Linked DNA regions of Homo sapiens: region 2 is linked to region 1. A link is a contact called in ENCODE Hi-C data. All regions are on one chromosome and are shown on one strand. The core of a region is the stretch at or near the end of the contact, and the rest is flanking DNA. Distances in the headings are between cores, read along the strand shown.

What was found. A loop is a pair of places that touch in the nucleus more often than their neighbours do. Pooled maps may share reads with other maps.
Region 2: a loop to region 1 is called in a map of CD14-positive monocyte, with 5 times the contacts of the local background. The contact joins the promoter of XKR3 here to the promoter of HDHD5-AS1 in region 1. A Hi-C loop is called at or near these places in 2 of 168 maps with a recorded cell type or tissue (CD14-positive monocyte and GM12878) and 7 of 50 pooled maps.

What each region holds. Positions count from the first base shown.
Region 1 is chr22:17,157,666-17,161,530 of GRCh38, forward strand. It overlaps HDHD5-AS1 (HDHD5 antisense RNA 1), which reads left to right and starts at 1,724. Exons shown (of 2, transcript NR_024483.1): 1 at 1,724-2,172. It overlaps HDHD5 (haloacid dehalogenase like hydrolase domain containing 5), which reads right to left and starts at 1,612. Exons shown (of 8, transcript NM_033070.3): 1 at 1,461-1,612. The coding sequence starts at 1,586. RefSeq lists a silencer at 1,294-1,623.
Region 2 is chr22:16,824,071-16,827,755 of GRCh38, forward strand. XKR3 (XK related 3) reads right to left here and starts at 1,341. Exons shown (of 4, transcript NM_001386955.1): 1 at 1,221-1,341. It also overlaps the pseudogene HSFY1P1.

The DNA of each region.
Region 1 (3,865 bases), core at 474-2,973:
AGTCCTTTTATCAACATATTCTAATTTCAAACTTCCACCTTGGTCACGTCTAGCTATGTGACACTGGCCAAGTCACTCAGCTGCTTTGAACCTTAGCTGCTCCATATTTAAAAATCATAAAAATAATACAGCTGTTAAGAGCTTAGACTCTGGCACCAGACTACCTGAGTTCCAGATTCTGCCACTTACCAGCTGTGTGCCCTTGGGTAAGCTGCTTAACCTCTCTGTGCCTCTGCTCCATCTATAAAATGGGAAGACTAATAATAGTACTTTCCTCGGAGTTGTTATAAAGATTATACGAATAACTGTGAAGTACTTAGAATAGTGCCTGGCACAAAGTAAGCACTATGTGTTTTTTTCATGCAAGTAATTTGGCCGGGTGCACTGGCTCATGCCTGTAATCTCACCACTCTGGGAGGCCAAGATGTGAGGATCATCTGAGGTCAAAAGTTCGAGACCAGCCTGGCCAACATGGTGAAACCCTGTCTCTACTAAAAATACAAAAATTAGCCGGATGTGGTGGCGGGTGCCTGTAATCCCAGCTACTCGGGAGGCTGAGACAGAAGAATCGCTTGAACCCGGGAGGCGGAGGTTGCAGTGAGCAGAGATTGCGCCACTGCACTCCAACCTGGTGACAGAGATGCCGTCTAAAAAAAAAAAATGCAAGGATTACTGTGAAATCCGTATGTTAATGTAAAATATTACTTGTGCGTTTAGAAGACAAAGTGATTCCTTTTTCCAGAAAAGGCAAAACGGCCCAAGGGAGCGTGAGAGCCGTGGATCTGACCAACCTGGTTTAGTGTCCTGTGCCGTCTCCCAGCTGCAGGACCTGAGAAAACGTACTTGAAAACTCGTCAAGCTTCGGCTTCCTGACCACACAAGGTCACACCTTCTCAGAAGTTGCGGGGAGGCTCACACATCACTACCGCGCCGGGCACACAGCAGGCGCCGGCTCCAGCCCTCCTGCTCCCGCCCGCGGAGCCTCCAGCGCTCAGTCGAGGTCACAGCGAGCTGAACTGAACCCAAGGCCCGCACCAAACCCACAGGCACTTGGGGGCGGAGCACCCGCAGGCGCGGCTCCCGGCGCGCGGCCCAGTTTCCTCCACATGCAGATGAAAATCACGACCCAAACGTCCTCATGGTGGAAATCAGAAGACGCGCAGGGAAAACAGGGACGCGGAAACTGCCGGGAAGCGCAGGGGCTGACAAGCAGCCTGGCCCAGGCCGTCCCACGAGCGCTCTCCCGCGGGAGTAGCGTTTCCGAGGCCGCCAGCGAGTCAGAGGAAGGCAGGGCGCATCCGCCCTCCAGCAAGAACGCGATGCACTCGGGCGCGACGACGGTCCAGGCAGTTCCCAGGAGGCTGGGATACCAGCCCGGCCGCCCCTCCTTCCCCGCGGCTCCCCGCCCCGCCTCCGGCCCTGAGTGGCGAGTGGCTCGGCCAGAACCCGGACGTCCTCACCTGAGCGGGGCCCACAGCATAGCACCTGCGGGCGGGGCGGCCCTGGAGCCCCGCAGCCGCGCGCGCCGCCCGCCAGCAAAGCCCACGCGCCGCGCCGAGCGCAGCCACACAGCCCCACGCAGCCATCCGGCCGTCGCCGTGCGCACGTGCACGGCGTGCGGCCCCCCCCCCCCGCGAGTCCGTCCGCTGCACAGCCAATCAGCGGTCGGCGCGCGCGGCATCACGGGAGTTGTAGTCCTGTAAGCGCGCGGAGCCCGTCGGGCGCCTATGGAACTCGACCCGCAGGCCAAAGGGGCTCCGTTGCAAGGAAGAAGTGCGGGGTCCCGCCGCCTCCTAGACCGAGATCGCGGTGAGCTGGCCGCGGCGCACAATGGGCACGGCCTGGGCGGCGGCGTCCGTACTATCGCCCTGTGCCTGCGGATCCCGGTAACATTGCGCGGCAGGCCCCAGGCCGGCCTCCCTCAGCTTCGCGGACTGTCTGGGCCGGGGGTCTCAACCTTGACTTCAGGGCCGGGCCGCTGGGGCAGACCCTTAGTGATGTTCAGGTCCTCTGGGCCCCTGCCAGTCAAGGGACGCTCGTCGCGCGCCAATTGTTAAGTCTTTCATTGTTTCTGTAAACCTGCTGACGCCCTCCCAGCGCATAGGGAGACTGCGCACGTGAGTCCGCCCCCGCGCGCACTGCGGAGAGGTAGAGGCACGAATGTAGTACAAGGTACAAAATGACTACTCCAGAGAGGGCCAGATGACTAAGTCAGCAAACACTTAGGGAACACGACTGTGTCCGCTGCGCGTTTCCCGGAGTAGACACAAGGGTGAATGAACAAAGAATGGATTTCGGTCACTGAAAGTGGAGAGGTAGCCGACTCCGTCCGTGGAGGCCCTTAGCAGAGCTGGATCTGGTAGTCCCCCGGTCATGAGGGGAGATTCTGCTGGAGGAAAGAGGTCTCCATTCCCACCGTTTGAAATGTGTAGGATGCCCTCAGATTCTTTGGCCCATTCATAGGTATAGCTATGCTAAAAACGCGGGACCCTACAATGTACTTAGCACTAGCAGAGAGGGAGTCGAGGATATGGACAGAGACTGCACTAGCTCACACATTAGCAGGCCAGGGTGCGGTGGCTCACCCCTGTAATCCCAGAACTTTGGAAGGTCAAGGTGGGAGGAAAACTTGAGTCCAGGAGTTCCAGACCAGCCTGGGCAACATAGGGAGACCCCTTCTCTATTTTAAAAATAATAAAATAGGGCCGGGTGCGGTGGCTCACACCTGTAATCCCAGCACTTTGGGAGACTGAGGCGAGTGGATCAGGAGGTCAGGGGTTCAAGACCACCTAGCCAAGATGGTGAAACCCCGTCTCTGCTGAAAACTGCAAAAATTAGCCAGGCGCGGTGGCAGGCGCCTCAAGTCCCAGCTACTCGGGAGGCTGAGGCAGGAGAATCGCTTGAACCCAGGCAGCAGAAGTTGCAGTGAGCCGAGATTGCGCCAATGCACTCCAGCCTGGGTGACGGAGTGAGACTCCGTCTTGAAAAAAAAAAAAATAATAATAATAATAATAAAATGAAGAAGTAGTTAGCGGTGTCCTTTGGTCCTCAGCTTTGAAGGGCAAGATCTTAATTCAGTTCAACTACAGCTAATCAGAATTTGGAAGACTAATTCAAGTCAGTCAAACTCACAATAGCCCGACACTTAAACCCTGCCAGGGGACATAGCTCTCTAGGATTGCAATGTTCCTAATCCCTTCCTTCTATTAAACTACCTAGAAACTGATTTAGTCATTAGAAATTTCTTGGTATGATGGCTTTTAAACATGCCCACAGTTTTTTTTGACAATCGGCTCCTCAAAAGCATAGCCAGGCGCGGTGGCTCACACCTGTAATCCCAGCACTTTGGGAGGCCAAGTCAGGCGGATCATCTGAGATCAGGAGTTCAAGACCAGCCTGGCCAACATGGCGAAACCCGTCTCTACTAAAAATACAAAAATTAGCTCGTCATGCACCTGTAATCCCAGCTACTTGGGAAGCTGAGGCAGGAGAATCGCTTGAACCTGGGAGGTGGAGGTTGCAGTGAGCTGAGAGCGTGCCACTGTACTCGAGCCTGGGCAACAGAGTGAGACTCTATCTCAAAAAAAAAAAAAAAAGAAAGAAGAAAAAAAGGCCGGTCACAGTGGCTCATGCCTGTAATCCCAGCACTTTGGGAGGCCGAGGTAGGTGGATCATCTGAGGTCAGGAGTTCGTGACCAGCCTGGCCAACATGGTGAAACTCTGTCTCTACTAAAAATACAAAAATTAGCCAGGCATGGTGGTGTGTGCCTGTAATCCCAGCTACTTGGGAGGCTGAGGCAGGAGAATCACTTGAACCTGGGAAGCAGAGGTTGCAGAGAGCTGAGCTGAGATTGAGCCACTGCAC
Region 2 (3,685 bases), core at 91-2,590, 330 kb before region 1:
AGCAATATGAAACAGTCTTCAAATGAATAGATGAGAAAAATCGCATCTGACCTAATTAATTCAATGTCACAAAAAGAGAGACAATGTGTTATTTAAAGGGATGAGACAGAAAAAACACTCTTGTAAATAAAGAGAGAAGAGTACAATGAAGTACCCATTTCCACCTACGAGGAACGGGCATGTAAGAAAATACGGGAATCATGTGCAGATGATATAATTACTTATCTAGAGGCACCATAAAAATGTTTTTCCCCAAATAATGTCCATTAGGGATAAAATTTTAAGAAAGAAAGGATGTTACTTTTAAAGACAATTGTTAAATACCTAGTAAATAGAGTAAGTGAGTAAGAAAAGCAGAAAGAAAATAAGTTGCAGCTACCAGATACCCACAAAAAGAAAGAAAAGGGAAAAAGAAGGAATGGAGGGAGAGAGCACAAATGGAAAGAAAAAGGGTGGGAAGGAGGAGGGAGAGTAGAGAGAGAAATTACAGAAGTAGGCGAGGGGTATAAAGGAAAGCATGGAAAGACAACTGCAGAGACATCAGAGTTTCTGGGCCTCAGGATAGGGGAAAAATACATCCAACATTATAAGAAATATATCCCACTCTCTCCCCAGCAATCCATACATCGAATATGATATTAATGCAGATTGCACCTTTCTGGCTGCCCCAACCACTTCCTTCTCCTTTGGACTCACAGAAGGACCTCTATAATTTATTTCTGGAAAACACTTATGAAAATATGCACATATGAAAAGGGCCACAGAGTTTAGAAATGGGTCTTCCAGAGTCTAAAATTCAAGGTAGAAAGTGAAAGTGAAGTCACTGAACAATGGAATTTAGGCATGTGTTTGTGATTAAGTGAACTTGTTTCTTGTACTCACATAGCCAGTGCATCACTGCATCTGAATAACAAAAAATATGGTAGATTTCTGCCCCTTTGAGATTTCACTTAAATACGAAGCACTTTCTCCTTCTGATGTTTAAAAACATGCTGAAATTTGTAATATATTAGTAACAACCACTGTCCCACCCAAATGCTAAGCAGCTGCTTCTCTTCTCTGAAAATCAGAATCAAGAGAGGGAGTTTCTAGGCTCAAGACTCGGGAAAAGCCACCCCTGATATCCAGAGATTTATGTTAAGATCCCCAGCTGAGACAGGCAGAGGTCAAGGTAGGCTGAAGAAGCTGATCTGAGATGGTCGAGGGCTGCTCCTACTTACCTTGCCTATTTGCCACCCTCACAGTTTTGAAACTCGTTCAAAAAGTAAATGCTTTTGTTCACCTCTTTAACAGCACCATTTCTGGTCTCGTTTTCAACACTACGTCCTTTGCTTTGCAGGTAAAATTGCTTATTTTCTTGCCTTTTTATGACTAAAGTAGGCTTGCAGTTTGGAGTCAGGTGACTGCACTAGCTGAGTCATCTTCCCTTGAAAACACCAAGGCATTCTTCCTCCCTACAGAGTCACACATCTTAGTTCCCCAAAACGCTCAGCCACAATTTGACTTCGATTGTCCTACATTTAAGGTGATATTTTTCTGATTCTCCCATTAACTCCCTCTTCTCTTCGCACCCATGGCCCATCTTTTGCTGCTGTCTAGTAGCCATTCATCCCCTCCCATCACAAAAGAAGTCTGTACTTCCTTCAGACAGAGCAACAAGAAAATTCCCCAGAAAGCAAACAATTAAACAAATTTTAATTTTGCCTTTTTTAAATGAAAATTCTGTCAAAATTGATGAACCACATCTGGTAGGAGCACCTGTTTTATTTTCACAAAGAGTTTTCTGATCTGGACATTTTTGTTACTTACTGCTAATATGGAAAATTTTGAACTAAACAAAATACACCCCCAAAACTTAAACTATGTTAAACCAAGACAAGCTTCTAACAATGACACCTCTTTCCAGTATGAGAGAACTGCCTCCTACAGTATAAGAAATATCAAAATCATTATTTTTTTATTCCACACATATTCAACACTTAAAGCCAAGGCATTAGAATTTTAATATACCACCTCTCAAGCATGAACATATAAAAATTCTTACTGTAAATGGGGCATGATTATTTTTCAAAGAGAAGAAATATTTTATTCAATTCTAAGATTAATTCACAAATTTGACTCCTGTTTTATAATGATAACTTTACGTTGCAGGACACAGAGATTATTCCTTAAGAAATATTTTTTAAATAGATATTTGGCTCTTGGAACCAAATAATAAAATTTTCTGCTTAGACATACATACAAATTTACTTTACTTAAAACACTTTCTTGTTATTATTACATTTTTAAATCTCCCACTCTTTGGGATCTCCTTATAAGTAGGTCACTTGCTTTTAAAATCTTACATAATTAACATGTCAGATATTTACAGACATACCAAATGAAAGTATTATTTATTCTATGATATGAATAAAAAATGTTTTGAATAGATACATACATGAATAACTTTTTATTCTGAAATCTAATCAGTTTTATTCATATTTGATTTTATTTTAATTTTTTAAGGTATGTTTCACATAATACAAAATTACATTATTCAAAATTATATTATTAAAACATTTCTATCATCAAACAGGAAACCCCATTATCTACTTAACAGTTCTTTCTATTCCCCAGCCCCTGACAACCATTAACCTACCTTTTGTCTATATGGCCATGTCTTTTTACCATATATGTTTTACACTGCATCAGTTTTCAATCCAACATGCCAAGCTGAGAGAGTTTTTAAAATATTTATTTTTATTTTTTTGCACCGTCCAATTACCAGGCCCTATGCTCCTCGCACCAATCTAGTAAGACTGTGTGTGTCAAGGAGAAAATTATGTTTATTTCAGGGATTGAGGATATTAATTAATTTATTTATTTATTTATTTATTTATTTATTTATTATTTTCTTAAGACAGAGTCTTGCTCTGTTGCCCAGGCTGGAGTGCAGTGGCACAATCTCAGCTCACTGCAGCTTCCGCCTCCTGGGTTCAAACGATTCTTCTGCCTCAGCCTCCCGAGACCTGGGACTACAGGCACATGGACCACACCTGGCTAATTTTTGTATTTTTAGTAGAGACAGGGTGTCACCATGGTGGTCAGGCTGGTCTCGAACTCATGACCTCATGATCCGCCTGTCCCGGCCTCCCAAAGCGCTGGGATTGCAGGCATGAGCCACCATGCCTGGCCCTCCTTATTAATTTAAAAGATTCTGCAGGCATGAAACTTTTGCAGAATAAACTGTGTAAGTAATCATTCTATATTTTATTTTTACCAGATACATTTCTGAGACTGGAAAGTAAACAGTCTTGGCCAAATTTTTATGTTTGTTGCTAGGTGACCAAAGTCCTCTTGTGATGCCATTGCTACTCAGGTTGGAAACCACTGTGGTGATCTCAATTACTTTACCTGAGTAGACTACTGAAGCAGCATTTGAAGCTGCAGTCTTGAAACACATGCAGGCTGGAAAAGTCGCTAAAGAATTACTTATTTGAGATGGCACATGTTTCTGCAGAAACTCAAGATGTTTCTCCTAAAGATGAATCAACTGGTTCAAAAGCCTCCTCTGGGTCTCCATTGTGTGAACACATAATCCCTGGGGATTCAGACTTAAGGTCAATGACTGAATCAATGATTTTCAGGTTTTGCCACAAGGATCCTTGATAAAAAGGCCACATTATACTTTATGTCTCTGAGCCAG